Regions from separate parts of the Homo sapiens genome. Here region 2 is linked to region 1. Evidence: read pairs that join two places in POLR2A ChIA-PET (ENCODE). Cell type or tissue: GM12878. All regions are shown on one strand. Each heading gives the region's core, and the rest is flanking DNA. Links, peaks and the distances in the headings are about the cores only. Region 1 overlaps PIK3R6 (phosphoinositide-3-kinase regulatory subunit 6). Region 2 holds the start of LOC124903921 (a long non-coding RNA gene).

Region 1 (16,187 bases), core at 5,026-10,025:
ACCCTGCTTCTTGTACAGCCTGCAGAACGCTGAGCCAAATAAACCTCTTTTCTTTATAAATTACCCAGCTGCAGGTATTCCTTTATATTATAGCAATGCAAACAGACTAAGACAGCTGTGAAATCCATCACTTTCTGCTGAGCCACGCCTCCCAGCCAAAATACACGGTATGGTAGTGGTTCTAAAGCAGGACCTTCCCCAGGAGACGCTCAAGCTTCTCCAACTGCCCTGCTGAGCTTTTCTTGGACTCCCATCAGTCCAAGGCATTTCCACTGACCCTTCTTCCTTTTCTCCTTCATTTGGAGTCAGATTTGCACCAGGGTCTGACAGCTGCTCTCCCAGGTCCCTCTCCATTTCTGTCACACAAGTGTTTCCCCAAATAAATCCTTGAACTTGGTGTCTGCTTCTTGGCAGATCCAGACTCAGACAAGAAGTACGGGAAACACTCCTCACACAATAAATTCCTCTTTGCAATTAGCTCCCACCAAGAGTTTGCCATTATAGGTGAGTGTGTATTCTCCAGTTGTCAGACAACACAAACCACATGCCCCAAGGGTTCCTCTTTGACTGGGCTATCAGGAAACTTACGGTCAAATTGGGGCCCAGCCTCAAAAATTAGCTCATCTCATGTGACAGGGATCTCTCTTCTTGGCTCCTTTTTGGTCCTCCTGCTTTATATTCTATTTAATCTATATCTGAATTGCTTCAGATTCCTTTGGAAGTAAGTAGAATAGAGATAACAAATTTAAAAATCAGCAGATTGCAGTCCAAGAGTTAAAATATTTTTAGGCCAAGTCACCATAGGTGCTAGTGCTCATGGTCTGGCCCCTCCTCAGACCCATGCAAAGCCTACGGGGTCCACATCCCTGAAGCCCCCACTTGGCAAGGCCTGGTCCTGAATCTCCTCCAGGCTGAGAGTGGACAGGATACTACAGCCACATCTGCCCACCTGGTCCCTCTGCTGGGCAGAGCATCATCTCCCCAGACTGTTGAGGAAATCATTTAGCTCAGCATGAAGGTTGGTCACAGTCTTTCCTCCGTCTATGCATTTCCACCTTGCATGAAGATTTAATGAGTTAATGCAGGATGAGTTATTAGAAAATTAGCTGGTGCTAAGTCTTTTTTCTCTCTCCTCCCTCCTTCTCTCTCTCCCTCCCTTCCTTCCTTTCTTTTTTCCTTCCTTCTTCCTCTTTCTTATTCTGTCTTCCATTGTATATTTGCAAAGAAAGGCTGAAAACTGTGACAAATGTGATTTCCTCTCATTCCCCTCATCAGAAGCACAGCCAAGCCTTTGTCTTCTGAGCTTGGGTCCCCTTGCTTTGCAAGGGAAGTTGAATTTTTATGTTTCACAGAAAAATAGAGAAGTTGCCAGTAGCCCTGGGAGACCACTTCAAATAAATTTTGTTTTTGAATGTCTGGGTAGCTAAAACAAACTCTCAGGCTTTGGTCCACATCTGGCTTGCTATGTGTTTTGTTTGGGCTTGTATAGTGTCTTAAAAAAAAAAAGCAATGAATTAGCTGCCAACATTTACAAGTCAGGAGATTTTGCATAACGTTTGGGTTTCTGGCATCTCTCGAAAATCTGACAATCTGCTGACACCGAACCTGGATTCTTCTCACATGTGACAATCATAGGGGGTGGGGAGCAATTGCCCCCTTAGATAGGCACAGCTTCTCTAGGTCTTTGTAGTTCCCCATGCCTCGGTTTCACTCATTTATATCCTCTGCCTGGCCCCTGGAGGCACTGAGTCTGAGGCTCCTGGCAAGTTGATTGAGCCAATCAAGCTGGATTGTCTAAAAAGGTGCAGAAGAAGGTTGATGCTTTTAAAGAGGAGAGTGGCCCAGCCCAAGGGTGGAGGTTGGATTCCCTAAGACTGTGAACGCACAAGGGATATAGGGTTCCAGGGAATGAGGAAAATCAGACCGGCTGGGACAAAGCTTACCAGTGGCGGCAAAGGTCAGATGAAGGCCGCTAAGCACTGAGCCCTGTGCCTCTGATGCCACAGCAAAGGTCTCCTGAGCCATCTTCACCAGAGCACGAGAATGTCCCTCAAGGCAGGCTCTATCTCCCTCTGCACCTTGCAAGTCTGGCCAAGCAGTTCTGGTGGCTGTAGCCACCGTGGACTGGAGACGACAGACTTTTCCCACTACCCAGACTTTATAAACCCTGAGCTTCTCACAAACTCCCACGTAGGGGGAAGCACTCCAAGTGAATGATGCTAGAGTTCATCCTAACCTTGGAATATGAGAGGTTGAAGCTGGTTTTGATTTGATTAAATGGAAGAAAGAAATGGGATATTTCCTGTGACTCAAGTGGCTCAGCATTGTTCACATATGGTATGCAGGTCTAACATCCTTGATGACTCGAATAGTCAATAGATAAATGGCATCCATTATTATTATCCTCCTCTGCATCCAGGAATGTGGGATATTACTAATTAGGTATTAATATTATTATTAATATTAAACTTTTTTTATTTAAAATTTTTTTAACTTTTATTTTAGGTTCAGGAGGTACATGTGCAGGTTTGTTACCCGGATATATTGCTTGATGCTGAGGTTTGTAGTATGGATGATCACATCACCTAGGTACTATGAGTACTGTTACTAATAATAGTACTACTCATATGAGTAGTACTAGTACCCACACTAACTAGTTTTTCAACTCTTGCCCCTTTCCCTCCCTCCCCATTCTAGTAGCCCCCAGTTTCTATTGTTGCCATCTTTGTGTCCATGAGTACCCAAAGTTTAGCTCCCACCTATAAGTGAGAACATGCAGTATTTGGCTTTCTGTTCCTACATTAATTTGCTTAGTGTAATAGCTTCCAGCTCCATCCATATTGCAACGAAGGATATGATTTCGTTCTTTTTTATGGCTGCATAGTATTCCATGTTGTATATGTAACACATTTTCTTTATCCAGTCTGTTGTTGACAGGCACCTAAGTAGATGCCACATTTTTGCTTTTGTGAATAGTGCTGCAATGAACGTGCAAGTGCATGGGTCTTTTTGATAGAATGATTTGTTTTTGGGGGGATATATACCCAGTAGTGGGATTGCTGGGTCGAATGGTAGCTCTGTTTTAAGTTCTTTGTGAAATCTCCAAACTGCTTTCCACAGTGGCTGAACTAGTTTACATTCTCACCAACAGTGTATAAGCATTCCCTTTACTCCACAGCCTTGCCAGCATCTGTTGTTTTTTGACTTTTTACTAGTAGCCATTCTGACTGGTGTGAGATGGTTTTGATTTGCATGTCTCTGATAATTAGTAACGTAGAGCATTTTTCCATATTTGTTGGCTGCTTGTATGTCTTCTTTTGAGAAGTGTCTGTTCATGTCTTTTACCCATTTTTTAAGTGGGGTTATTTGTTTTTTGCTTAATCAGTTGTGTAAATTCCTTATATATTCTGGATATTAGACCTCTGTTGGAATGCATACTTTGTGAATATTTTCTCCCATTCTGTAGGTTGTCTGTTTACTCTGTTGATAATTTATTTTGCTGTGCAAAAGCTCTTTAGTGTAGGCCAGGCACGGTGGCTCATGCCTGTAATCCCAGCACTTTGGGAGGCAGAGGGGGGCAGATCACTTGAGGCCAGGAGTTCGAGACTAGCCTGGCTAACACGGCAAAATCCTGTCTCTACTAAAAATACAAAAATTAGCTAGGCGTAATGATGATCCCAGCTACACAGGAAGCTGAGGCACGAGAATCGCTTAAACCTGGGGGGTGGAGATTGCAGTGAGCTGAGATTACGCCACTGCACTCCAGCCTGGGCAACAGAGCGAGACTATGTCTCAAAAAATCAAAACAAAACAAAAAGAAGCTTTTTAGTGTAATTAGGTCTCAATTGTCGATTTTTGTTTTTGTTGCAATTGCTTTTGAGGACTTAGTCATAAATTCTTTCAAAAGATTGATGTCTAGAATGGTGTTGCCTAGGATTCATATAGTTTGAGGTCTTACATTTAAATCTTTCATCTATCTTGAGTTAATTTTTGTATATGGGGAAGGGTAGTGGTTCAGTTTCATTCTTCTGCATATGGCTAGCCAGTTATCCCAGTACCATTTATTGAATAGAAAGTCCTTTCCCCATTGCTTATGTTTGTCAACTTTGTCAAAGATCAGGTGGCTGTAGGTATGTAGCTTTATTTCTGGATTCTCTATTGTGTTCCATTGTTTATATGTCTATTTTTATACTAGTACCATGCTGTTTTTGTTACTGTAGCCTTGTAGTAGAGTCTGAAGTTAGGTAATGTGATGCCTCCAGCTTGGTTCTTTTTACTTAGGATTGCTTTGGCTATTTGGGCCCTTTTTTGGTTCCATATAAATTTTAGAATAGTTTTTTTCTAGTTCTGTGAAAAATGACATTGGTAGTTTGATAGGAATAGTGTTGAATCTGCAGATTGCTTTGGGCGGTATGGACATTTTAACAATATTGATTCTTCCAATCCGTGACCATTGGAATAGTTTTCCATTTGTTTGTGTCATCTATAATTTCTTTTTAGCAGTGCTTTGTACTTCTGCTTGTAAAGATCTTTCACCTCCTTGGATATCTGACATTTAAACAGCACTTGAAAGGCATACACACAGAGAATCTTCCATAGGTATGGTAAGGTGATGCTATGTGCTCACCAGACCAAGTTCATTTTTGTCACCAAGAGACAGCAAGACTACATTTCCCAAACTCCCCTGCAGTTAGATAATAGCCATGTGACTGCATTCTGGCCAATGGAATGTGGTGGAAGTGATTAAGTCCCTTGTAGGCCTGTGTTCCCTGCACTGTCCTCCATACTCCTCTTCCCTTTCCACAAGAGGGAATAAGTCTCATTGCCTGCTTGAAGCCCAAATTGGACTGTGGTGAGAGTGAGAATAAGCATGTGTTGTCTTAATCCTCTGACATTTGGGGCCATTTGCTAAAGCAGCTACTATTCTCTGACTGACTCATGGATATGTAAAGTGTTTTCCAGTGTCTTATCTCACTTGATTCTGACAAGCACCCTGTGAGTTTGGCAGGACAAATACTGTTCTCCCTGTTTGATAGATTCCAGGTCTAGAGCCCTTACCTTTGTCACATATTGCCTCTCCAACCACAGAAAGTCACACCTAGAGGGCCCCCAGTACCCAGATGCACCTCCTCCAGCCTACACCTGATCCTCCTTACCCCTATGCAGTATAAAGGCTCAGATTGTTTGGAAAACCTTTGCAATCTTACTCCTGTTTGCAGGCATGGCAAAATAACAATAGCCTTAGTGCCTCTGAAATATTGCTCTTTTGCATACCCTGAAATAAATATTTTACTTCTCAGGTACCCCTCTTCTTAACTGTAGGATGGGAGGACTCCAAGAGCTGTGGGAAGGTGGAGAGTGTTAAAAACAATCACAGGCCAGGTACAGTGGCTCACGCCTGTAATCCCAGCACTTTGGGAGGCCGAGGCAGGTGTATCACCTGAGGTCAGGAGTTCGAGACCAGCCTGGGCAACACGGTGAAACCCCGTCTCTACTAAAAATACAAAAAAAATAGCCGGACATGGTGGTGCATGCCTGTAATCCCAGCTACTTGGGAGGTTGAGGCTGGAGAATCGCTTGAACCTGGGAGGTGGAAGTTGCAGTCAGCCGAGATGGTGTCATTGCACTCCAGCCTGGGTGGCAGAGAGAGACTCTGTCTCAAAAAAAAAAAAAATCATAATGTGGAAAGACAACTGCAGTCCTGGTCATCCTGATTTGGGGATGTTTCCTTTTATCCACTGGATCTGGGAATCATCTGCCACACCTTTGGAGGGGGAAGTCAGTGGTTTCACCTGCCCAGCATCCCTCCCTGCTTATTGCAGTCTTGGTGGGACTGTGACCCAGGTGCCTACTTAGCTTCAGCCTTGGTGTGGGCACAGGACCAAGCTGCCCAAGGACTGATACTCTCTGTCTCTGTCTCTCTCAGACAGCCTTTTTCAGAGAATGGCCAGGAGGGAAGGACGCCTGGTGTGCTCTCCAAGGACACTGTCTATCTCTCTCCGTCCTTTTGGCAGGGCTACCCTTCCCCTGCCCTTTCTGGTGTCTGGTGCTTCAGCTTTTCCTTTGATGCTTGGCCACATTTTTAAAAAATGAAATTGGCCACATCAGTTTCTATTGCTTATATATAATAAACCTTTATTGGTGCACCTCTTTTCCTAAAAGACAGCATGGCATGTATTTATTGTTATAAAGTGAGTGCAAAGTAAGTTGGTTTTGAAATACCTTGATGTGTCACTTAACTACGGCGATATGTTCCGAGAAATATGTCACGGGGCAATTTCATCATTGTATGAATATCACAGAGTGCACTTACACAAACCTACACAGCATAGCCTACTACACACCTAGGCTACAAACCTACACAGCGTGTGACTGCACTGAGTACTGTAGGCAGTTGTCACACAATGGTATCTGTGTGTCTAAACATATCTAAACATAGAAAAGGTACAGTAAAAATATGGTACTCTCTTATGGGACCGCTGCTGTTTATAAGGCTCGTCGTTGACCAAAACATTGCCAATATGCAGTGCCTGACTGTATTTAGGAGATTTTCACAGAGCTTCCCCATTCCGAGCCTCCCACCCCAAACCCCAGCTGGTTACAGATGACCCAGAATATTGTAACACCAGGATTCACTGGGGTTGCCTGACTCCATGGAGCTACTTCTGATTGGACGAGGCTCTCTGAGGATGGATGGATGGTTGGATGGATGGATGTCAAAAGAATTTATGCCATAGGAATATTAGCAACCGAGCAGCTGACCCTGCCTAGGGGATGCCCTTCCCTTCCCCAGGAGATGGATCTTTAGGGGAATTAGAGTCTCAGCGTGGTGGCCTAAGGTGTGATCTTTGACTTTCCGGGTGACCAATAGATGACACACATCTTGGTGGGGGTTGGTCATCTTTCCCTGTTGTCCCAAGTTGACTTAGGGTAAGAGTCCAGGCTTTGAAAATCAGCCGGACTAGGCCCCACTTTCTGGCTTTGCCACTTACTAGCTGTGTGGCTTTGAGCAAATTATATAACCTCTCCAAGCCTCAGTTTACCTCTCAGAAAAATGAGGATAATCATCGTGCTAGCCCCACCTCACAGAATCCTTCTGGCATTTTTGCGAAGCAATCCATACTGAAATCATTAAGCCTAGACACTGGAGCTAGACTATTGGGTTCCACTCCTGATTTGACCACTCAATAGCTATGTGACTGGGGGAAAAGTACCTGCCCCTGGCATGCCTCCATTTCCCCTCCTGTAAAACGAGAGTAATAATACCTGTCTTAGGAGGTTAACCAAGACTAAATGAGTTCATATTTGTCAAGTGCTTTTATCCCTCCTCAATCCATTGTAAGTGCTATATAGGTTTTTGTTAAATAGTCACAAGTATTTGGCAATCAATCTTGGCTATTCTTGTCATTATTCCCATTGTCAAGCTCAGTGTCCAGCGAGCAGTTGGAGCCTTGTGCAAGTGTGTAGATGTCCAACTCTCAAGATGTTCTTACATTTAGGCAGGATCCCTGAATTGGGGTCTTGCAGCCTGTCTATGTGCAGGGGGTCCTGCCAGCCCTAGAGGCATCCTCACCCATGAGAAGGGCCTTCCCCACTCGGCAGCAGGCTCACTAGACCCCTTTCCCCCCACCACACTGACCTGAGCTCTCCATGGGAGCCTTTGGGTGTAGGAGGAGGAGGATGTGGTTGTCTCGGGCAGCAGAATAGAGAACAAGGTGGTTGCTTTTCTGCACAGAGGTGGTTCTGCAAAATAAGAGGTAGTTAATTAGTGGAAGCAGTGGGAAGGTGCAGAAAGCACCTTGGGAAATGGAGAAGCTCCTAAGGGACCTAGGCTTCTAGCACACTGGGGGGAAGTCTAGATGTATTTAAGAAAACTTATGACTGGGTGCAGTGGCTCATGCCTGTAATCCCAGCACGTTGGGAGGCCAAGGCGGGTGGATCACTTGAGGTCAGGAGTTCGAGACCAGCCCAACAAACATGGTGAAACCCCGTCTCTACTAAAAATACAAAAAATTAGCTGGGCATGGTGGCAGGTGCCTGTAATTCCAGCTACTCAGGAGGCTGAGGCAGGAGAATCGCCTGAACCTGGGAGGCGGATGTTGCAGTGAGCTGAGATGGTGCCATTGCACTCCAGCCTGGGCAAGGGTGAGACTGGCTCAAAAAAAAAAAAAAAAGAAAGAAAAAAGAGAAAACTTATATAGTGCTTACTATGTGCCAGGCATCACTCTTCTAAGCACTTAAGAAATGCCAACTTTTTAATATTAATATTAAGCTTATGAGGCAGGTTCTATCTCTCCCCCCTCCCCAGTTCTGCAGATGGGGAAACTGAAACACAGAGAGGGTAAATAGCTATTCAAAGTTAAATAGCTAGTAAGCAAGGAATGAGGACTTGGAACTCAGACCGTCTGGCTCTAGAGCCCTCCCTTAAGCATGACCTCTGTCTGCTCCACTGTGACCCCAGTGGGAGGTCCTCCCAGAGTCTGCTCCCCAGAGCGATAAACCCAATGACTAGAACGCAGAGGAACTCCAAATAAACCTAAGAGATTGTTTTTGGAGAGAAAACAAGCGAACAAACAAACAAACGTATAACTGGGAAAGCTAATCTAAAAAGAGATAACGAAGAGACAATATTAGAAATGATAAATGTCATATATATATTTCTTTATACCAAAAAAGAAAATCTGAGTCCCCTGTGTCGCACATGGTTTTCTAGGACAATAAAAATGACTCAAAAGGCTCTAGAAGAGTTAGAAAAACTGCTTATATTTGTAACCAGTGAGGAAATAGAGACAGTTGTCAAAGAACTAGCTCTAAGAGAGTGGTGTCTGGCTCAGATAGTTCTTCTGATAAGTTTTTTCAAACCTACAAAGAAAATATCTACGTTATTTAATCTGCTCCAAAGCATGGAGAAAGAAGAGAAGATTCTCAGTTTATTGGACAAGGCCAGCTTCACCTTGATACCAAAATCTAATAAAGGTAGTTAAAAAAAAAATGGATCACGCACTTCACACCCATTGGAATGACCATTTTAGATATACAGAAAAAAAAAACAAAAACAAAAAAACAAAAAACCGGCCGGGCACGATGGTTCACTCCTGTAATCCCAGCATTTTGGGAGGCCGAGGCGGGCAGATCACGAGGTCAGGAGATGGAGATCATCCTGGCTAACATGGTGAAACCCTGTCTCTACTAAAAATACAAAAATTAGCCGGGCGTGGTGGTGGGCGCCTGTAGTCCCAGCTACTTGGGAGGCTGGGGCAGGAGAATGGCGTGAACCCCGGGAGGCGGAGCTTGCAGTGAGCCGAGATCGCGCCACTGCACTCCAGCCTGGGCGACAGAGTGAGACTCCGTCCCAAAACAAAACAAAACAAAACAAACCAACCAAACAAAAAACCACAAAATAACAAGCATTGGCAAGGATGTGGAGAAATTGGATTTGTTTGGAGTCCCCCTGCTTTCCAGTCATTGAGTTTATTGCTCTGGGGCGCAGACTCTGGGAGGATGTGGTGCATTGCTGGTGGGAATTCAACATGGCATCGCCGCTGTGGAAAATCGTATGGCATGTTCTTCAAAAAGTCAAGCATAGAATTATCACATGATCTAACAATTTCACTTTTAGGTAAAGACCCAAACGAATTGAAAACAGGAACTCAAACAGATACTTGCACACCAATATTAATAGAAGCATTATTCAAAACAGCAAAATGGTAGAAGCAACTCAAATGTCCATCAACAGAGAAGCAATGAACAGATAAACAAAATATGATTTATACATAGAGTGGAAAGTTATTCAGCCTTAAAAAGGAATGAAATTCAGATATATGCTGCATCATGGATGAACCTTGAGAACATTATGCTGAGTGAAGTAAGTCAGTCATAAAAGGACAAATATTGTATAATTCCACTAATATTAGATACCTAGAATAGGCAAATTCACAGAGGCAGAGACAGCAAGTATGACAGAGGTTACCAGGGACTGGGGAAGGGATGAAAGGGAAGTTACTGTTTAATGGGTACAGAGTCTCTGTTTGGAATGATGAGAAGGTTCTGGAAATGGATAGCAGTAATGGTTGCTCAATATTGTGAATGTACTTAATGCCATTGAATTATATACTTAAAAATGGTTAAGATGGTAAATTTTACATATCCATATTTTACCAAAATAGCAAACTAGACCACACTTACATGCAAATATCGATATAACATTTAAAAGTAGATATCAACTCATTGAATTCAGCAATGGATTGTAATTATAATGTACTACAATTTCAGCCTACTGACAATCATAGAAATGAATATTAAAATGAGAGTGGCAGGCCAGGTGCGGTGGCTCACACCTGTAATCCCAGCACTTGGGGAGGCCGAGGTGGGCGGATCATGAGGTCAAGAGTTCGAGACCAGCCTGACCAACGTGGTGAAACCCCGTCTCTACTAAAAAATAAAAAAATTAGCCAGGTGTGGTGGCGTGTGCCTGTAATCCCAGCTACTTGGGAGGCTGAGGTAGGAGAATCACTTGAACCTGGGAGGTGGAGGTTGTAGTGAGTCAAGATGTCGCTACTGCACTCCAGCCTGGGTGACAGAGGGAGACTCTGTCTCAAAAAAAAAAAAAAAGAGAGAGAGTGGCAAAAATTATGACAAAAGATAATGACATCCAGTATTGGCAAGGATAGGATATGAGAAAATTTCCAGTCATACATAGTTGGTGAGAAGAGAAATTAGTATAGCCTTTCTGGGTGATTGCTGGACAATATTTATCAAAATTCAAAATATTCATACTTTTTTGTCTAAGCAATTCGACCTTTAAAAACCTATCTGAAGGGAAATATTGGACAAATGGATAAATGATATGTACAACAGCATTCATTAAAACATTGTTAACAATAGAGTACAACCAGAAAAAAAAAATAAAGGCACAATTATAGAGTACCAAGTAAATAAATTAATCTGTGCAACAAAATACTATGCAGTTATAAAATTATGGTGTACATCTGTATTGGCTGAATTCGGAAGATACAATACCATTTACAATAGCTCCAAATTTTTTTTTTAAATAAATATTTAGGTGGGGCGCAGTAGCTCACGCCTGTAATCCCAGCACTTTGGGAGGCCGAGGGGGGCAGATCACAGGATCAGCAGATGGAGACCATCCTGGCTAACATGGTGAAACCCCGTCTCTACTAAAAATACAAAAAATTAGCCAGGGGTGGTGGCGGGTGCCTGTAGTCCCAGCTACTCGGGAGGCTGAGGCAGGAGAATGGTGTGAACTCGGGCAGTGGAGCTTGCAGTGAGCCGAGATTGTGCCACTGCACTCCAGCCTGGGTGACAGAGCAAGACTCCATCTCAAAAAAAAAAAAAAATAATAATAATAATAATAAAATAATAAATAAATATTTAGAGATAAATCTAACAAAACGTGCAGGAGCCATATGATGAAAACTATGAAATGCTAATTAGATAAATCACAGAAGACCTAAATAAATGGAGAGAAATACTGTGTTCATTGTTTGGAAGACCCAGTATAGTTAAGATGTCAATTCTCAGCCAGGCACAGTGGCTCACATCTGTAATCCCGGCACTTTGGGAGGCCAAGGGGGGCAGGTCACGAGGCCAGGAGATCAAGACCATCCTGGCTAACATGATGAAACCCTGTCTCTACTAAAAATGGAAAAAATTAGCTGGGTGTGGTGGCATGCGCCTGTAGTCCCAGCTACTCGGGAGGCTGAGGCAGGAGAATCGTTTGAACCCAGGAGGCGGAGGTTGCAGTGAGCTGAGATCATGCCACTGTACTCTAGCCTGGTGACAGAGAGAGACTCCGTCTGAAAAAAAAAAAAAAAAGTCAATTCTCTCCAAAATCATTTACATATTTAAGGTAATTCCAATAAAAATACCAGCAGGATTTTTTTTTGTAGATACATATAAGTCAATTCTAAAGTTTATAGGGAAAGGCAGAGGAATTGGATTAGCCAAACAGTTTTGAAAATGAATAATGCCTGAGAACTCACACTCCTTTATTTTTATTTTTTTTTGAAACGGAGTCTTGCTCTGTCGCCAGGCTGGAGTGCGATGCGTGATCTTGGCTCACTGCAACCTCCGCCTCCTGGGTTCAAGCAATTCTCCTGCTTCAGCCTCCCAGGTAGCTGGGACTACAGGCACACGCCACCATGCCCAGGTAATTTTTGTATTTTTAGTAGAGACAGGGTTTCACTATGTTGGCCAGGCTGGTCTTGAACTCCTGACCTCGTTATCCTCCCGCCTCGGTCTCCCAAAGTGCTGGGATTACAGGTGTGAGCCACCACGCTCAGCTTCGCACTCCTTATTTTAAGAATTACTATAAAGTTATTAGTGAAGGGCTAGACACATAAATCAATGGAACAGAACGAAGAGTTCGGAAGCAGGCCCACACAGATATGGCTAATTGATTTTTGATAAAGTTGTAAAGGCAAGTCAATGGAGAAAGGAGTCTTTTCAACAAATGGTGATGGAACAATTGATCATCGATATGCAAAACAAGAAGCAAAACCTTGACGTAAATTCCAGACCTTACACAAAAATAAACTAAAAGTGGACATAGATTTGAATGTAAAATTCAAAACAATAAACTTTTAGAAGAAAGCATAGGAAAAAATCCTTGTAACCTCATGTGAAGGAAGAAGTTTTTAGATACAATACCAAAGCATGATCCATAAGAGGAAAAACATGACAAATTAGACTTCATCAAAATTTAAAACTTTGGTTTTATGACAGATACCTTTAACAAAATGAAAAAACGGGCCGGGCACAGTGGCTCACACCTGTAATCCCAACATTTGGGAGGCCAAGGTGGGTGGATCACCTGAGGTCAGGAGTTCAAGACTAGCCTGGCCAATATAGTGAAACCCCATTTCTACTAAAAATACAAACATTAGTTGGCTGTGGTGGCTCATGCCTGTAATCCCAGTTACTCAGGAGGCTGAGGCAGGAGAATCACTTGAACCCGGGCAGCAGAGGTTGTAGTGAGCTGAGATCGTGCCACTGGACTCTAGCCTGGGTGACAGAGCGAGACTCCATCTCAGAAACAAAACAAAACAAAACAAAACAAAACAAAACAACAATAAAATAAAATAAAATAATAAAATAAAATGAAGAAGCAAAGTATAGACCTAGAGAAAATATTTGCAAATCACATCTGACAAAGAAAAAAAAAAGAAAACTAGGATAAATAAATAACTCTCAAAATTCAACAGTAAGAAAACAAATAATACTCCCCAAATGGGCAAAAGATCTAAATAAATACTTTACTAAAAAAGATATGTGGATGGCAAATAAACACATTAAAAAAATGCTCAATGCTATCAGCAGTTTGGGAAAGGCAGATGAAAACCATGAGATCTCACTATATGCCTATTAGAATGACTAAGATTTTAAAATGAGCAATAGAAAGTGCTGGAGAGCACACGGAGGAACTGAAATTCTCTCTTTTTAAAAATTATACTTTAAGTTCTGGGATACATGTGCAGAACGTGCAGGTTTGTTACATTGGTATACACGTGCCATGGTGGTTTGCTGCACCCATCAACCCGTCAGGAGGAATTGGAATTCTCATACGTTACTGGTGAGAATGCAAAATGGCACAGCCGTTCTGGAAAACAGTTTGACAATTTCTCATAAAGTTATGCGTCACTTACTGTATGATCCCGTAATCCCTAGCTTTTTCCTCCAGAGAAATAAAAACTTATGTTCACACAAACACCTGCTCATGGATATATATAGCAGCTCTATTCAGAATGGCCCCAAACTGGAAACAACACAAATGCCTTCAGTGGGTACGTGAATGAGCAAACTGTGATACACCCACACAGCAGAATCCTCGGCATTAAAAAGAGAACTACGTGCAACGACACGCGTGAATCTCAGAGACATGCTGAGTAAAGGCAGCCAGGCGCTAAATCCTGCATGCCGTATGGTTCCATTTATATGACATTCTAGAAACGAAAATAAAAACTACAGGGTCAGAAAATAGGTCAGTGTCAGATAAAGGAGTCTTTATCTCTTTTTTAGTCAAACTTTTAATTCTGAGATAACTGTAAATTCCCATGCAGTGGCAAGAAATAGCACAGAGTTTCTGGGTACCCTTTACCCAGTTTCCCCCCAGTGATAACATCTTGCAAACAATGTTACTGTATCAAAATCAAGATATTGGTCAGGCGTGGTGGCTCACGCCTATAATCCCAACACTTTGGGATGGTGAGGCAGGTGGATCACTTGAGGTCAGGAGTTCGAGACCAGGCTGGCCAAAATGGTGGAACCACGTCTCTAATAAAAATACAAAAATTAGCCAGGCATGGTGGCAGGTGCCTGTAATCCCAGCTACCCGGGAGGCTGAAGCAGGAGAATCGCTTGAACCCAGGAGATGGAGTTTGCAGTGAGCTGAGGTCTTACCACTGCACTCCAGCCTGGGTGAAAGAGTGAAACTCCATCTCAAAAACAAACAAACAAAAAACCCCAGGATGTTGATGTCGATACATTTTATTCCGATTTCCCCAGTTTCACCTGTACTTGTGTGTGTGTCAGTCTCTTACCTTTTAATGATACACACTAAACTACAAAAAAAGTGATATTACTTACCCATAAACAGTGGGGTCACAGGTAATTTTTAATACATTTCTACATTTTCTGATTTCTTAATCTTAAGTATATTTGACCTTATTTTTTACTGTGTAACAGATGGCACACACAAAAGAAGAGAGCTAATATATTATGTTCAGGGACATAGTAATTACATGAACATCTGGGAGCCCGCCAGTCAATTTAAGAACGTTGTGCTGTGGGTTTAACGTAACCTTTGCACACCCCTGCCTGGAGCACCCTTCCCCCAGCTTTCCCCACAGCTGGCTCCCCCTCGACATTCAGGTCTTGTTGTCAATGTCACTGCCTCAGAGGCCTTTCCTGAACATCCTGTCCAAAATAGCCCTCCCTGTCACACTCTAGCACACTCTGATTTTATTCATAGCATTTATCAGTATGGAAATTTTTCCTGTCAGGCTTAGTTTTCTTGGCTAGTCATTAGAATGCGAACTCGGCAAATACTGGGATGGGGCGTGTCTCCTTCACTGCAGCATGTCCAGCATCTAGGGCAGCAGCCACTCAGTGGACAATGAATACCTATTTTAGATAAATATTTGATGAATGAATGAAAGTGAAGAATATTGCCAAAAGCCACGTGGCCATGAAGGATAGAACCAGGGCTAGAGCCCAGATCTCAACCTGGGGCGTGGGGTCATGGCCACTTCCCCTGACGTCCGCATGCCTTCCTTTCCCCTCTGTAAACCTCACAGAACCCCCCTCTGTCTTTGTGAAATAAAATGAACACAAACTTCTGTCTGGGGCGGCCTGGGTTAATAATGAACACGGGGCAGCCTCGAAAGAAAAGAAATCTCACAGATAAAGACTAAAAGAGAAGTGTAAGATACCAGGAATTTTTGTGGCAAATGGAGAGTGCTTCTGGGCTGATTTTTAATTGAAAGTAAAATTCCCCTTTGGGAGGCTGAGGCAGGCGGATCACAAGATCAGGGATCGAGACCATCCTAGCTAACATGGTGAAACCCCGTCTCTACTAAAAATACAAAAAATTAGCTGGGTGTGGCGGCAGGTGCCAGTAATCCCAGCTACTTGGGAGGCTGAGGCAGGAGAATCGCTTGAATCCGGGAGGCAGAGGTTGCAGTGAGCTGCAATCGTGCCACTGCACACCAGCCTGGGCAACAAGAGTGAAACTCTGTCTCAAAAAAAAAAAAAAAAAAGGGAAAGTAAAATTCTAAGAAACTTTACCAGTAACTGTCAGAAAGCCTCCCTATTCATTTGCTCATTCCTTCATTCACTCACGCATTCACTCATCAAACATTTATTCAGCGTTTCTATATATTTGTGCAGGTGCTGCTTCCTTGCTCCTCCCACAGGAGACCTTTGTGGTCGATTTCCTGTCCTTTGGGGCTGCTGACCACACCAGTGTGGGGGAAGAGCCCCCAGGGGATGAGCTTGCACGTAGACAGGAAATGGAAATAGAAGCAGCTCATTCTTAAAATGCATCAACATCAAATGTGTCTTCGTTTCAGGAATGAGAAGAATTTTTTAGGAAATAAAGCTTGCCCTTTCAAGCACCAAACCATGCCTCTGAATGTTTTCTCAATTAATCTTTTTTTTTTTTTTTTTTT
Region 2 (16,187 bases), core at 3,612-8,611, 53 kb after region 1:
GCCTTGTTCACCCATCAAAGCTTCCACTCTTTTTCAAAGTTGCAAATAGATGGGGATCCTGCACAGAACAGCAGACTGTGAAGATCCAGGACACAGGAAAATCACTACATCTGCCATCAAGCAAGCACTGGTATTAATGACACACGGATAGACAGGTCCATGCTGAGGGTGATGTGGGTACTTGAGCCTGGGGGAGGCAGGGAGCAACCACATCTGACTCAGTTTCCTCCTACAAGGGGAACACCAAGATTCCACGGAATCAACAGGGTGGAAGCAGAGCCCGGCCCCAACGGCATTGCAATCTCCAAATGAGACTAGATCAGGTTTGGTTCTCCAGCAACTATGATTAATATCAACTCATGGTGGACAGTTTGACCTACCTCATACCCTGAAGCAAACACCAGGCACACCACTCCCCACAGCAGGGTTTCTCTTACACTTCCCTCCTCACTGGGGGTCCCATGTATAGCGCCTTCCTGCTCCCCATCCCCAGGGTCCTGGACTCCAGAGAGGCTGGAGGAATTGGGGACTCATGGCTGTGGGCCTCAGCAGGGCCTGGGCAGGAAGGTGAAGCACGGATTTCAGGTGAATAAACAAAGGAGAAGACATAACAAGGGAGGCTCGGAATCTCTGGCCACCGGGAGTCCAGGAGCAGAGAGGGGGAAGGTGAGAAGGAATGTGGCTAGAAAGCCAAGAGGAAAATACTGGGGGGAAGGAACCCACTGGGCAGGCCTTCATGCAGGCAGAGGAGATGTGAGTTCTTGGAATGAAAGGCCAGTGCCACCACAAGACATATGCTGCTCTGAACAGGTGCAGTGACCCCACGGAAACGCCTGTGGGATGAGGTCTCCAGCTTTGCAGAGCCACCGGGCTTGTGGGGGCGAACTGAGATGAGACCTTTCATAACACCCTTTCACCACCCTGGTGAGAGTCACCCTAACAGGACCAATCCAGGCCTTATGGGCTACTCTTACAAGTAAGTCATATGTGGCAGAGACTTCTAGGCATCTACTCAATATCCATTCCTCGTTTTTTTATGAGTGGGACACTGGGCATTGTACCCAGTTGATGAGTCAATTTCTCAACCTCCCTTGCAGAATGTGTTAGGTGCAACCCCCCTCACCTCCTTCTTTCTGTTAACTGGAATGTGGACATGATGGCCAGCACTCCAGCAGCCATCCTAGACCAAGAAGCAACCTTGAAGATGGTGACTTTTGCCAAGGATGGTGGAGTGGAAAGATGAGGGAAGGCTGGTCCAGGATGTTCATGGGGCCACCATGCCAATGCTGGCCTGCCTTCATACAGATTGTGTGTGTGTATGTGTGTGTGTGTGGTGTGTGTGTCTGTGTGTCTGTGTGTAAAAGAAAAATAGCCCCTGAGAGTTTAAGGCATAGTTGTTTGGGGCTTTCTGCTATAGGCAGCCAGCTCAGTCCTAACTGATCACACCGTGTGGTTTCTGGAACACCTGCCTCTACTCTTTTCCCTAAACCTCCCCCACCTACTAGTCAATGATGTTTGACATCCTTCAAGAGGTCTAACCTTTCATTCCATAACCAGAGACAAAAAGTATAAAATCCAAATGTCTGTGATCAGTAATGTCCCCAGAGAAATGTAACACCACTGAAGAACATTCTGAATTCACCTGCCACCCGCTGATAAGCAAAACTGACCTAACCCAGGTTTGTTCCCCATTTGATAGGAAGTCAAAGGGTATGAAGCCATATTAAGCAACCCAAAGGGAAAGGGGCAGGAGAAATTCCCCAAGGGGGAGAGCGTTTATAAAAAGACAGCCTGGGCAACCCAGGGTCATGCAGCCATCTGTCAGTGCCTCTTGGTAGAAACACAGCTTTATGCAAATGTGAAAAGGATGGGATATGACTTTTGGTATCAAAGAGATATGGGTTCAAGTGGTAGAGCTCTTGTCAGCTATGTGACCTGGGGCAAGTTACATAAATGTCGAGCCTTCAGTTTCAGCATCTGAAAAATGGGAATAATAGTAACTACCCAGGGAGGTGTTCTGAGGGTTAGATGGGACCAACCTATGACGGTGCTTCATATGCCATAAGCAACCCTGGCATCATTGCTGTCCTCCTCGTCATCATCATCAACGATAATTATAATCCTGCTTTTGACCAGGAGGCTCAGAGAGTCTAAGGAACTTGTCCAAGGTCATTAACTAATAAGTGACGAAGTGTAGGTCTCTGTCATACAAGGGTTCGTGTTCCCTCTTTCATACTTCACTTTGTAGCTTAAACAAGAAATACTGAACTTGGTCTTCTCAAAATCATTTCCCATTTTATAATGAGAAGAATATGACTTTTCCTTCTTCCCCTACAGGCAAGGTGCAATCCTTGAGGTCTGTGTGCTTTGAAAATTGCAGAGCGGTTTGCATGTAAGATGCCCCATGTCATCCCCCAGGTTTACAGGTAAATTCTTTGCAGGAAAGTATTGTGGTCGGCACAGCTATGCAGGCATAGAGTAAATATTCAATAAACATGTGGGCTGAGCCCAAGAGGGCTGTGGTGGGCAGGACCCAGTGGCACTGACGTGAGGTTTCCTGCTACCTCCAGAATTGAGGCACTGGGCGATCATACGGGGGTGGAGTCAGGAAGCAGGGGGAGGCCCCCAGCCTTGATAACAGGCCCACTTCCTCTGCCACCCAGCCACATCAAAGCAGGATAAACTGTTTCATTCATTTCCATGGCAACTGGGTCCCTAAGACTTCACGGGGGGAGGGCCCACCTCCCCACGTCCCTTCTCATTTCTCCCTGTGACTTTACCAGGACCTACCTTCTAAGCTAACACCACTGCAACCCTTACTGCCCCCAGCACTGTGAAATCAATTAGGCCAACATTAATCCTCACTAACTGCATTGACAGGGAGGCATTGCTATACACCCATTTTACAGATGAGGAAACGGAAGCTCACAAGCTAAACGTCTTGCTGAAGGCCCACAGTTAGTAAGTAGCAGACCCAGTATTTGCAAGTACAATGGTCTGGTCCCAAGGACTAGAAGCCACTAAGTTATTCAGCCTCTCCTTCAAGCATTCAAGTTCCCTGGCCTCCATCCTAGCTCTTTCTCCACTTAACTGGGGGTGGGAGGGACTCAGGAATTGGGCAGCAGGCCTGTTGAAAATCATAGGAAAGGCTGGGCGCGGTGGCTCATGCTTGTAATCCCAGCACTTTGGGAGGCCGAGGTGGGCGGCTCACAAGGTTAGGAGTTCGAGACCAGCCTGGCCAATATGGTGAAACCCCGTCTCTACTAAAAATACAAAAATTAGCCAGGCATGGTGGTGCACGCCTGTAGTCCCAGCTACTCGGGAAGCTGAGGCAGAAGAATCGCTTGAACCCAGGAGGCAGAGGTTGCAGTGAGCCGAGGTCGTGCCACTGCATTCCAGCCTGGGTGACAGAGCGAGATTCCATCTTAAAAAAAAAAAAATCGTGCGAAAGTATTTTTCAACAAGCTCATTTAAGGGTCATGTAGAAGGTAATTTTGTTTAACTATCTGTCATTAATTAGGGCTTAGGTTCTTTAAAATTGAAGGTTAACTGGTGGATGTGAGATAAGTTGCAAGAGATTTTTGTTCAATAGAAAAGATAACCTCAAAGGTTATGGTTTTATTCCCCTCTGTGATGTTAACTATTTGGTATCTAACTTTGAGTCTTACTCTAGCTTCCATGAGGAGCTCATCTCAGTTTCTTGGATCCTCCTTTAAGCCAGCTCTATCATCGTGCTGGTTTCCTCATTAATGAGCGGGCACAGGCTCACTGTATATTTACGTATGTGTGAGGTTTTGGAACTGTTTGAAAATGATTCCCCGAAACGAGGGAGAGTTGATGGTTTCCTATTTTGGTTCTGCTTTCCCTGGAAGAGGAGAGGTTCCTGCCATGGGTACTTGGCTTGAGCTGCCCTCTTGGGGCATCTGACTTCTCCTTGGTCACCAGGATATCTGAAGCTTCACATGGTCCCGGGAAGGATGTGGAGGAAAAGGCCATCAGCAGTGAGTGATGGTTCCAAGAGTCCCCCCTGCTCTGAGGCCAAAGGACCCTCATTCTACTTCCGGCTCCAGCTGCTGCCCTGCCTGGCCCTTGTGCTGCAGGCTTCACATGTTATCATTCCAGGGCCAGGGCCTCACCACCGCCAGCACCTCCGTGGCACATCTGCTTTCTGTGCTGCCCAGAACGGAGTTTCTACCCAGCCGCCTGCAAAAATATCTCAAGGCATAGCGTGCATTGAGCTGAGGAGGGACAGCCGGTTCTACTTGAAACTGGGAAGTGGTCTCCCCACAGGTAATCCCCTCCCCCAACCCCACAACTCTCTTATCCTTTTCAAAATAAAAAAGAATCATTTCGGTCTTTGGTGGAAACCCAACGCCCTGCCAAGACATTTGCATTTTAAATTCTTTCTCTGAGCGTACTCGAAAGGAAGAAAGGCATTGCCTCCTAGCAAAGGAACTTCAGTCACCAACCAGAAGCTCAGAAGGCATTCTGATCTGTTTGTTTTGGGGGACAGTGGGAGGGAGTGTGGGAGGGAATGAAGGAGTTTGACCTTAAACTGGCGTGTTCCTTTAGGGTTTGTTCCTTTAACTGGTTTGTTCCTTTCCTTGGGAAGCTGGGTTGGCAAACCCAGCTTTTACCTTTCAGAGTCCAGCGCCTCCTAAGGGTCTTCCTGATGTCCTAAATCTCCACCCAAGTCTCTACCATGAGGTGAGGACCTTGTTATAGGTAGACTTGGGGGTTGGCCATCCCTAGCTGTACTTGCTCTGCTCTTTGTAATGACAGACAGCTGACTGATGGGGGGGCAGGTAGATCAGCTGATTGGGCGAGGCACAGACAGGTCAGCTGACTGGGTGGGGCGCAGACAGATCAGGTAACTGGTTGGGTAGGAAAGTTATGAACACTTCCAAAGAAATTTACAAGCCAGTCTTGAGCTTTCTAGGGTCCATAAGTTGTTGGGGAATAAGATTTGGTACTTCTGTTCTGTGTGTGTTTAATGTGTAAGGTGAGAATTAAACGCTGCCAGTACTAAACAGGACCTGGTGCATGTATACATTAGAAAGAGAGAAAACAAAAATGGGATTATAACATACTTAGTATTGGGGGGACTGCTTTTTCGCTCAACTAGTTATTCAACATCTTTTGAGCTCAGTAACTATTTCTACAATATCATTTTTAATAATTGAATATCATTCCACCAAATGACTTTGCCGCAGTATACTCAACCATGTTCAATATTTAGGTTTTTTGGCATTGGTTGATTATTAGCAAGGATGCGTTGATGAACGTCTTTGTTTTGTAGCTACATCTTTGTACATCCATAGGGATTCATCAGGATAAAATTGAGGAATGGAATTGCTGGGTGAAAGGGTATGCTTTCTGATGCTTTAGCAAACACAGCCCCCCATTCCTCACCAGCGCTGGCATTTTTGTTCTTTCTTTTTAATTTTTGCCAATTTGATAGGGGGGGAAGAAGAGTCTTGCTCTTTAGTTTTGCATTTTCTTTATGAGTAGTGAGGGTGAATATTTTGGGGGGTTCTTTTTGATGTACTTGAATCATATTTATTCATATTTCCATAAGTGTATTTGCCTATTTCTTAATGGACTAAAAAAAAAACCTCTTCATGGGTTTGATATATTAATTTTTTTTTTTTTTTTTTTTTTTTTTAGATGGAGTCTCGCTTTGTCTGCAGGCTGGAGTGCAATGGCACGATCTTGACTCACTGCAACCTCTGCCTCCCAGGTTCAAGCGATTCTCTGCCTCAGCCTCCCGAGTAGCTGGGACTACAGGTGTATGCCACCACGCCCAAATAATTTTTGTATTTTTAGTAGAGACGGGTTTCACCATGTTGGCCAGGATGGTCTCGATCTCCAGACCTCATGATCTGCCCACCTCGGCCTCCCAAAATGCTGGGATTACAGGTCTGAGCCACAGCACTTGGCCTGATATATTAATTTTTATTGCAAATATTTTTCTCAGTTTGTCATTTACCTTTCACTCAAAGTGGGCTTGCCATATGAAAAGCTTTAAATTTTATGCTTTCATATCTGTTAGTCTTTTCCTTTATAATTTTTGCCCTGGGGAATATGTTTGGCAGCTCTTCTCCACTCCAGGCTAATACAACCTATTTTTCTTCTGTAGTTTTTGTGGTCTTGTCTTCTACACCTAAACCTTTAATGTATCTAAAAGTTATTTTTATGTTTGCATTAGAACTCTTAATTTTATTTTTTAGATAGAATTTTTTTTTTTTTTTGAGACAGAGTTTCGCTCTTGTTGCCCAGGCTGGAGTGCAATGGTGTGATCTCGGAGGCACTTGAACCTCCACCTCCTGGGTTCAAGTGATTCTCCTGCCTCAGCCTCCTGAGTAGCTGGGATTACAGGCTCATGCCACCACACTCAGCTAATTTTCTATTTTTAGTAGAGATGGGGTTTCACCATATTGGTCAGGCTGGTCTCGAACTCCTGACCTCAGGTGATCTGCCCGCCTTGGCGTCCCAAAGTGCTGGGATTACAGGCATGAGCCACCACACCTGGCCTTTTTAGATAGTCTTCTAACTCAATATTTTTTATGGTCTACCAATTATCCTGATATCATCTATGAAATGACTGATTTTTTCATCAGTAATTTGAGGATGCCACTTTGTCATATAATATAATTTTGTATATTTAATATATTTCTAGATATTACATCTTCTTCCATTATCTATCTATTCTTATACCCATAGTGTACTATTTTAATAACTATAGCCCTATAGTACCTTCAAAAAATGGAAATATTTCCTTCTTACTCTCCTTTAAAAATACATGAATGAATATATACTAAGTGCATAAATAAATCTTTCAAATAGATTTTTTTATTTTCTTTATATATAAATTTATTTATTTGTAAAATATTTATATATTATGTTTTTTAGTTTACATATATTTTATAAATTTTAAAAATATCTTGGTATTTTGATTGTGGTTACGTTTACTTTCCTAACACCTGGTCTCGTTACAATATTGATTCAACCCAGCAATACGATTCTTCAATTATTCATTCTTCAGCAAAGTTTGTTTTCTCTATATAGGTTATTAAAATTTCTTTTATTTTTTATTTTTAATTGCTATTGTAAATTTTTTAAAATTATGTTTTCTCACTGGTTAATGCTGGTTTATAAAAAAAGCTCTTAGCTACCTGTTTTCTAGTTCTGACAATTCTTTGTTCAGGGGATTCTCTCAGTCTCGACAGAAAACCAATTGTTTGAGCTCCAACTAATTAAAATTTCTCTTCTTCAGAAGAGAAAGTATTCTTTATTTTTGTCTTTTTGCATAGGCAAATACCTATAAGCCAAAAGAGGAAGATTATTGGCTCTAAAGAACATGCCTCTAGTATTTTACCTTGGGCTGTTGCCATATTAAAAGCACTTCTAGAGTAATCGTTTCCATATATTGAGGGGTTTTGAATATCAGGAATGATGATGAATTTTATGAAATATTTTAGAGGCATCTATTGAGATGCTTTTGCGAATTTATTCCTTTGAGTACTGATTCGCTGAGCCGCTTCTCAGTAAATCACACTTGCTAAGTTTTCTCCTGCACTACTGTAGCTTCCTTAGACCTGATTTGCATGTCTATGACAGCACCTGCAATTTCTGAAGAATTCTTACTTTTCAGACCCCACACATGAAAACTGAGTCCCGGGTCTTGTCCACATTTGTCACAGTGGTCATTGTTCCTAGTACCAGCCACCTTCCCCAACCCAAACTGCATCAACCCACACACACAATTACCTACTTGTTCCTGGGGCACAGAGAACATGCAAAGCCCTCTTGTCAGCATCCTGGGGGCTTCTCTGTCTGATCTGGGTAGCCTTGGAGACCCCTTGACTAACCAGATCAGAGGCACAGGCCAAGGTGGGGTCTCCTTGCCCTGAGTGCCTGCTCCTACTTCCCCTAACAATCCCTCCTCGAGTTACCTCCCATATTTACTTTCATCTTGTGTGGATTCAACCATCAGATGCTTGATGGTGCTGTGAAGAGGAGACTCCATGTTTGTGAACCAAGGCGTTGGCAGAGATGAATCAAAGGATGCAAGGTAAGGAGGGTCACAAAAAACAGTTTCAGAGGAGTTGGAAGCATTCTGACCTTCTGAGCCCTGTCCCCCGTGCCAGCTGCCTCAGTGCTTACCTGGGGCCTTGAGTTCAGCATCAATGAAGGTGAGCAGCTCCTGGCAGATGCTGCAGTAAGGAACAGGCCAGGTCAGGAACCGGTGGTAGGTGCTGGCTGCCTTCAGAAGGAGATCCGAGTCTGGTGGGAAGTGTGGTGTCTAGGATGGAGGCAGGCAACAAGCAAAGAGATCTAGGTGAGAAAAGGCTCAGATAGTCCCAGACAGCTTCTGCTCCCTTTCTGGAATATTCCACAAAAGACACACATTTCCTGGCCGCAGCGTGTCCCAGGACAAGGTCAGGTGGAACTGGAAGTTACTCACAGGGAGTGGGTTACAGATGGGCAAGATGGCACCCAGGGTGTCTCTACTGGGAGGGACTTGCTTTACCCAATGCTTGAGTGAGCCTCTCTGAAAGGCTGTCCCCTTACTGGTAAATGGTGCCATTGCTGACACTTGTTATGGATAATGGTCTTCAATGCCTAAACCACCTTTACTTAAATAGCCTCATTACAGGTAAATGTTTATTTTTTGAGGATGGATTCAGTCAGTGTACACATTTGATGCCCCCCTGTCTGGTGAATACAGGGGGTGATCACATTGGGTGAAACCGACTACTGGGGTGAAAAATGAGGTGGACATAGAATATCTCTTGTGGCCTGTGAACAGACAGTGACAGCAGTTCCAACATGGGAGCCCAGAGATGCCAGGCACCATGGCGGCCACATGGAGTCACCAGAAGCCTCTCATGGTGGCTGCTCTGAAGCCATCTAAGGGTTGAAACCCATTTCACATGCCGCTGCTTGACAGTTTCTCTCTCTGCTTATCTCCAGAGGTGTGAGGGCTCTGCCCCAGATAGAGGTCGCTCCTCCCCCTCCTCCCTCACCTCCAGCATCCTGGCCCACGTGGACTTACACAAAGAACAGTGGAATAGAAGAGCAGGGCCAGCGGGGTGAGCAGGTCGTAGGTGCCCTTCTCCTGGACCTGTGGAGAGGAGGAGAAGGGGAATGAGCCTCATTCACGGGGTCCAGGGCTCCCTGAGGCAGAATACAGTGGTTCTTCCTCATTCTAGCCTTTCTTTTTTTTTTTTTTTTAGGGGAAAATAGTGCAATCACATGACAAACATTTGGAAAATGGATGTAAACGAAAACACTTACAATTTCCCCTCCCAAACCCAACCACAGCTGTTTCAATGTCCCTCTTCTGATGCCATTTTTGCCCTATGTATTTTCTTTTCTTTGTTTTTAAATTTTATTTTAAGTTCTGGGATACATGTGCAGAACGGGCAGGTTTGTTACATAGGTATACATGTGCCATGGTGGTTTGCTGCACCCATCAACCTGTCATCTAGGTTTTAAGCCCCACATGCATTAGGTATTTGTCCTAATGCTCTCCCTCCCCTTGTCCCCCATCCCCGACAGGCCCCGGTGTGTGATGTCCCCTCCCTGTGTCCATGTGTTCTCATTGTTCAAATCCCACTTATGAGTGAGAACATGCGGTGTTTGGTTTTCTGTTCCTGTGTCTGCGAAGCTATAAGCTGTGTGTATATTTTTACTCCTAACGTATTTTACATATAGTATTATAAGTAAATTTCTGTTTTACTATACGGTCTCTAAGACCACCTTTTTTCCCTTCTGGTTATACATTTACCTGTTATTTGTGTTATAAATATTTTTTTCCAGTTGGTTGTTTGCCTTTTAATTTTATAAATATTTTTGATGTACAGAAATTACAGGTGTTGATTTTTCCTTCATGGATTTTTGCTTTTGCATGCAAGGATCATGTAAATATTCATATATACTTTCTTATCTTCTTTGAAGCTTCGTTTTCTGAAATTGAAATATTTAGTCTGGGCCCAGTGGCTCATGCTTGTAATCTCAACACTTTGGGAGGCCGAGGCAGGTGGATCACTTGAGGCCAGGAGTTCGAGACCAGCCTGACCAACATGGCAAAACCCCATCTGTACTAAAAATACAAAAATTAGCTGGGCACAGTGGCGCACACCTGTAATCCCAACTACTCGGGAGGCTGAGACTCTGTCTCCAAAAAAAAAGGAGAAATATTTAGTGCAACTAGAATTTCACCTGCTATATGGTGTCAGTTGGGGATCTCACTCTATCTTTTTCCAAATGTTTAGTCAATTTTCCCTAAGCCATTTAATAAATCTTATGATGTAATTGTATCATATATTAAATTTTATTTATGCCCTTGGATAATATCCATCATTTTTAGCTGCATTATACTCCTTCTGGTAGACCTCCATAACTTATTAGTTTCTTTTTCTTTTTTGAGATGGAGTCTCGCTCTGTCGCCAGGCTGGAGTGCAGTGGTGCAATATCGGCTCACTGCAACCTCCGCCTCCTGGGTTCAACCAATTCTTGTGCCTCAGCCTCCCAAGTAGGTGGGATTACAAGCACGTGCCACCATACCCAGCTAATTTTTGTATTTTTTTTTTTTTTAGTAGAGATGGGGTCTCACCATGTTGGCCAGGATGGTCTTGATCTCCAGACCTCATGATCCGCCCGCCTTGGCTTCCCAAAGTGCTGGGATTACAGGCGTGAGCCACCATGCCTGGCATCTTATTAGTTTCATTGTGGACATTCAAGATTATTTTCTTGGTATTTTACATATTTTGCAATGAACACTACTATGCAGCACATTCCTTTTTCCATAATTTGGATTATTAATCTAGAAAGGAGTTCAAGAAGTGGAGTCAACAGATCAAAGATTATCAACATGTTTATAGACTTTTATGACCTTTGAGACATATTGTCATATTGCTTTCCAAAAGGATTTTGCCATTTATACTATCTATATATATAAAAGTACGATTTTCACCATGCTTTTCCTGCATTGGTTTTTATCTTTTTTTAACAAAAAAAAAAAAAAAGAGAGAGAGAGAGAGAAATAGGGTCTTGCTCTGTCGCACAGGCTGGAGTGCAGTGGCACGATCTTGGCTCACTGCAGCCTTGACCTCCTGGGCTCAAGCAATCCTGCCTCAGCCTCCCAAGTAGCTGAGATTACAGGTGTGCACCACCACAACTGGCTAGTTTTTGTATTTTTTTGTAGAGACGAGGTCTTGCTATGTTGCCCAGGCTGGTCTTGAACTCCTGGGCTCAAGGATTTCTCCCACCTGAGTCTCTCAAAGTGCTTAGATTACAGGCACAAGCCACTGTACCTGGCCTTACCTTTTGTTTTTTAGCTAATTTGTTAGGCAAAGTTTGTCTCATTATGGTTTTAATTTGCATTTATTTTAGTATCGCTTTTTCATATTTGTTTACAACTTCTATTTCTCCTTTTGTGAACTGCCTCTCTGATACAACCTACCACACCACATGCACACATGTGCACACCACATGATTTAGAATTCATTGGTCAGAAGGTTTCTCGGTCCATTTTGGAACTCATGGGGGTTGGAGATACAGAGAAAGCCCCATCATGTCTTCTCTGCTAGATGAGCCCAGTAGGCTCAAATTTAGAATCTTCCTTCTCTTTATCCTTAATAGACAATGTGTCTACCAAGCCTTGCAGATCAGACCTTTCTATGAAACCCTCCTCTTTTGCTACACGGTGATCCAGACTTTCCATTTGGGTTTATATGTTATGCGCTCCAGAGGTGGTTCAGCTCTTCTGAGCTGGTTGGCTTATGATGAAGGAAAAAACTACCAGGTAAATAGTGGGGCCAGAACTGTAACCTTGGGCATCTTCTTACAGGGATAGGTAGCCGAGAGTGAAAGTGACATGTTTTCCAAATCACATGTATTTAAAATAATTAAAACACACACACACACACACACACACACACACACACACACACACAACCATAAAAGAGAATTCTTTACAAAAGAGCCCAAATCCTCTTTTGGGACTCACAGCTATTCTGGAACCCAAGCCCAGCTCAGCACTAAACCCATTCCTCTTCTTTGTCATGAAGCCATTGACTGAACTAAGAGAGGAGGCCTCAGTTTACCTTTCCGATCAGTTTTCTCTTTCCTGTCTTTGTTTTTATGGATCTTTTTGAGGAAAGGAATTGGGTAAAGTGTCTTCTCCCTTCCTAGTCTATATCTGGACTTATAAGCCATGTCTGTAGCTGAACTCAGGACCCTAGCTCGCGTATGATGTGTTCTTACTGAATGCACCCCCTTCTTAGAAACCTCTCATATGCAAGTGCTACCGAAACACAAAACTCACAGGTTCCCAGGGCCTTTGCCCAGCCCCTCTGGAGGTCCAGGCACCCAGGAATGATGTTCTCTGGGACCTATTTCTCCACTCTACGAGGCCGACCCCAGATCTGCCCTTCAATTCCTGACTCCCCCTCACCTCTCGGGTCTTCTGCAGGATCTGCTCAAGGAGGATAAGGAAGTGGCCCGGGTCCCTGCTGACCAGCTCCTGCAGGCTCCAGCAGTTCAGACACAGCCCAGCTGGAAAAGGAGAGAGAGGCAAGGGGTCAGTTCTGGTGTCTTCCAGTCACACTCAGGCAGGGGCTGTAAAGAAGGGGCATTTATGCTGGAACATTTTTCTGTGGTATTGCACTGGAACACTCTTTTTTTTTTTTGAGACAGAGTCTTGCTCTGTCGCCAGGCTGGAGTGCAGTGGTGCGATCTCAGCTCACTGCAACCTCTGCCTCCCGGGTTCAAGCGATTCCCCTGCCTCAGCCTCCCAAGTAGCTGGGATTACAGGCACGTGCCACCGCACCCAGCTAATTTTTGTATTTTAGTAGAGATGGGGTTTCACCATGTTGGCCAAGATGGTCTCGATCTCCTGACCTCGTGATCCGCCCGCCTCGGACTCCCAAAGTGCTGGGATTATAGGCGTGAGCCACTGCACCCGGCCTGGAACACTCCTTTCTAAAGTAAGTGAATCTAGGAGAAGATGCTGGATCAACACTCAACCCTACCATGCCCCATCAAGACATAATGACAAATTCCCTGTTCCTGCATATGCAAGAGACACAGGGATTGGAGATGCAGGCTGGGAAGCCCTTTAGAGGACAATGAGCTCACTATGACTCCGCTCCCTGTGGAAGCACCAGTTCTCCCACAACCTCTCCTGCCCTGGTTTCCTACAGTGGGTTCTGGTACCTATGAGTTGCAGGGAGGTTAGAACAGAGGCAGAAATTGCTGGAAGAATACAGAGAGGAGCCACGGTGAGTTCCATCCCAAGACGCAAGACTGAGTCTACAGCAGCCATGGAGCTTCCCAGGAATGGCAATGGAGCCCAGGAAGGGGAAGCTAAACGAGTTCTATTTTAAAAGCTGCCATGAGCACTTTGTCACTCTGTAACTTCCCCAGACTTTCTTATTTTGTCAGTCTCTGTTTCCCTGCAGTCAGCAAGGGTAAACCCCTAAAAATTAAAGCGACAGCCTGGGGCAGAGGAGCAGGGAGGGGCTGTGTGTATGTGTGTGTGGAGTGGGGAGTGAGAGCCGCAGGAGTGGAAATGGATTGAACTTGAACTTCGTGGAGCTCAAGCTCCAGGACCTCTCACGTGTACAGGCTCCTTCCAAAGTTCTAGAGGCTTCTAACAATGTGTCCATGTGGTCACAGGTTGTCAGAAAATTTGCAAAGGTCAGATATTTTTATATTCTTTTGCTTAACGATAGCCCTCTCCCCAGCCCTATGAGCTTAGCCTCCATCAAAACCTGGGTAGCAGGCAAGAAAGAAAACTACCATTTATTGACCACCTACTATGTGCCAATACAGTGCTAGGCCTCTGAATACATTATCTTCATTGAGGATCCCACTGTCCCTTCAGAAAAGTGGTTCCATTGTTATTATTCCCATTTTGCAGACAAGGCAAGTAGAGCCAGGGTCCTGGGAGGATAAGTGGCCTGCGCAGGGTTGTAAAGCCAATGGGAGATAGCTTTAATCCAGGTCTGTCTCATTCCAAAGGCCAAGGACAGCCTCTCAGAGGAAGCGACATTTGAGCTGAGACCTGGATGAGAAGGAGCCAGCTATGTGTACTTCCCAGGGAAGAGTTCCAGGCAGCAGGTGCAAAGGTGCTGAGGTACGGAGGGACCAGGTATGTTCAAGGAGCACTGGGTGGCTACTCACGGAGAAGTTAGGGAGGCCAGTGAGATATGGGGCATGAGAAAGCTCTACAAGCATAAGAATTATTACAGCCAGGCGCCAGCCTTCAGAGACGCAACTGCCCGGGACTGCGGACACCCTGTTTTTTAGTCCTGGGAGGTGGGAAACATAGAGGCCTCCTGCTCTCTGCAGCTCTGCTGAGTTTTCCCTTATTCTATAGGGAAGAGGAGGATAGGACTATGAGGGAACTAGAAACAAACAAACAGGAGAATTCTGGGGAGAGCTGCCTGTGAATTCCCAGCTGCTTTTTCAGAATCAGCAGTTGTGGTTTTCTAAGCAGATTCGATGGATTCTTCCAGAAGTAAAAGGCAGCCAGCCCTGAGTAGGATGAGGAAGATGCCGTGGGAGAAGGGAGAAAGTGCCAGACACTGAGGTCTGACTACATCAAGTGCTGCGCCAGGCACCTGCCCAGGAGAAGGCTGAGGCTTGCCCAAGTCACACAGACAGGGTTTCACCTAGAATTTGCCAGTTTCCATGCCTGGTCCAGTGCCCACCGTGGCCCCTGAGGCTTCCTTGAGCCCTCAAACACCTCCCCGGCTCCCTTGGACCGACCTGACCAGGAGGTGGAGCGGCGGCTGAGGCTGAGTCCATGCAGGCAGCGTTCCAGGGCATGCTGGATGCGGTCCTCCGTGCATGTCGTGGCCCCTGGCTGCATCCTGGGTCATCGCCTGCATGGGGGACAGACGCCGGTCAGCTTGTCGAGCTCCTTTCCCAGAGAGCACCTGGTCCAGTAAAGACAACAGGTGCTCACAGTGCAGCGCGATCAGCCCAGCCCAGCTATAGCTCAGGTGCTGTGGAAACAGGACCAGGGGCCTTACAGCTGCCTCCAGGGTAGGAATGGCATCTGGAGGGCCACATCTGAGTGGCAGGACAGAGCACCCCTGCAGCAGAACGGGACAGAGGTGTGGGAAGTAAGGGGTCAGGAATGGGAGCAGAGAGGTGGAAAGGGCACTGGGCAGTGGGAAGTGTCGCCAAGTACCCAGGGAGTGGTCAGACCCCAGTGGGCTGGGCAGGAAGATCCTGAGGGGAAAATCAGAATCACTCGGAGGACTTTTTCTGAATTTCCAGGCTGTGTTTTCCAAACCTCCAGGGATGGGGCAGAGAGCGTGTTCCTGATGACAAGGCCACAGCAACTCCCTCAATATGCTTGGAGGGAGCTCCCTCTGATTGGGTGCCCAGGTCACAGGCATCTGTTTCCTTTCTGCCCTAACCTCCACTTTTGCCATTTTTCTTTCCTTCCCCTGGGGCTTGGCAATGTTACCTGTCATTCAAAGACCTTCCCTGCCCTCCTTCCTCATCCTACTGAGGAGAATCCAAGGGGTGCTTAGCTGAGCTGGAAAGTCACTGAAGAGGGAATTTCAGGAGGGTTTTAGCCCCGTATGGGGAACTGAGAGCCCCCAGCAGGGCCAGCCCAGCTTCTTAGTTATGTATGAGGGCTCCTGGGTCTCTGGGGAAGCCACGGAAGGTGATTTGGCCCAGTGATTAAGCTTGGCTCTGGCATCCGACGGACTTACACTCAAACCTGGACTCTGATATTTGCTAGCCATGTGACTTTGGGCAAATACTTTAACTTTTCCAAACTTCTGTTGACTTATCTGTAAAATGGGATGACAATGGTGCTAACCTCATGGGGCTCTTGGGAAGATAAAATGCTGTAGCAGATGCGCTGAGTAAGCTTCCAACACGCGAGAGCTGCCCTGCTACAGTCATTGCCATCATCGCCCTGGCCTCAGGGGATGCCACTGCACTCACTCCTTCCGGGCAGACCCCTTCACTGGCCAGTCAGGCCAGGCCATAGAGGGATGCTGAGAAAGCTGCAGTTCAGCTCTGGAAGCCAGAAGAGGAAGCACAGAGCTCAGAGCTGAGCCATGCAGATGACATACAAAGAGGGATAAAATCCTAACCTGGGTTCAGCTGCGCGGCTAGAGTATTCAGCTTACGGAGGCCCCACACAGGCA

What was found. Peaks named below come from ENCODE experiments on the same cell type or tissue, not always from the same donor. Only the 100,000 strongest peaks of a DNase experiment are listed, where the experiment ranks them.
Region 2: POLR2A ChIA-PET joins it to region 1 with 6 read pairs; 8 of 35 experiments call an interaction of 5 or more read pairs at or near these places.

The regions. Positions count from the first base shown.
Region 1 is chr17:8,842,143-8,858,329 of GRCh38, forward strand. It overlaps PIK3R6 (phosphoinositide-3-kinase regulatory subunit 6), which reads right to left. Exons shown (of 20, transcript NM_001010855.4): 2 at 7,640-7,743. The coding sequence starts at 7,652. Among named protein-coding and RNA genes, the nearest start is that of PIK3R6, 17 kb to the right of the region's middle. In GM12878, for the core only: no CTCF peak of the experiment used is centred there; a DNase peak (open chromatin) is centred at 7,793; H3K4me3 peaks cover 261 bases; H3K27ac peaks cover 3,246 bases.
Region 2 is chr17:8,896,611-8,912,797 of GRCh38, forward strand. PIK3R5 (phosphoinositide-3-kinase regulatory subunit 5) reads right to left here. Exons shown (of 19, transcript NM_001142633.3): 2 at 14,782-14,897; 3 at 12,464-12,564; 4 at 9,059-9,127; 5 at 8,167-8,305. The coding sequence starts at 14,884. It overlaps LOC124903921 (a long non-coding RNA gene), which reads left to right and starts at 4,187. Exons shown (of 3, transcript XR_007065612.1): 1 at 4,187-4,290; 2 at 4,613-4,707; 3 at 5,668-5,706. It overlaps LOC124903920 (a long non-coding RNA gene), which reads left to right and starts at 576. Exons shown (of 3, transcript XR_007065611.1): 1 at 576-666; 2 at 811-976; 3 at 2,338-2,404. RefSeq lists an enhancer at 4,061-4,180. In GM12878, for the core only: a CTCF peak has its summit at 4,777; a DNase peak (open chromatin) is centred at 4,301; H3K4me3 peaks cover 1,124 bases; H3K27ac peaks cover 2,405 bases.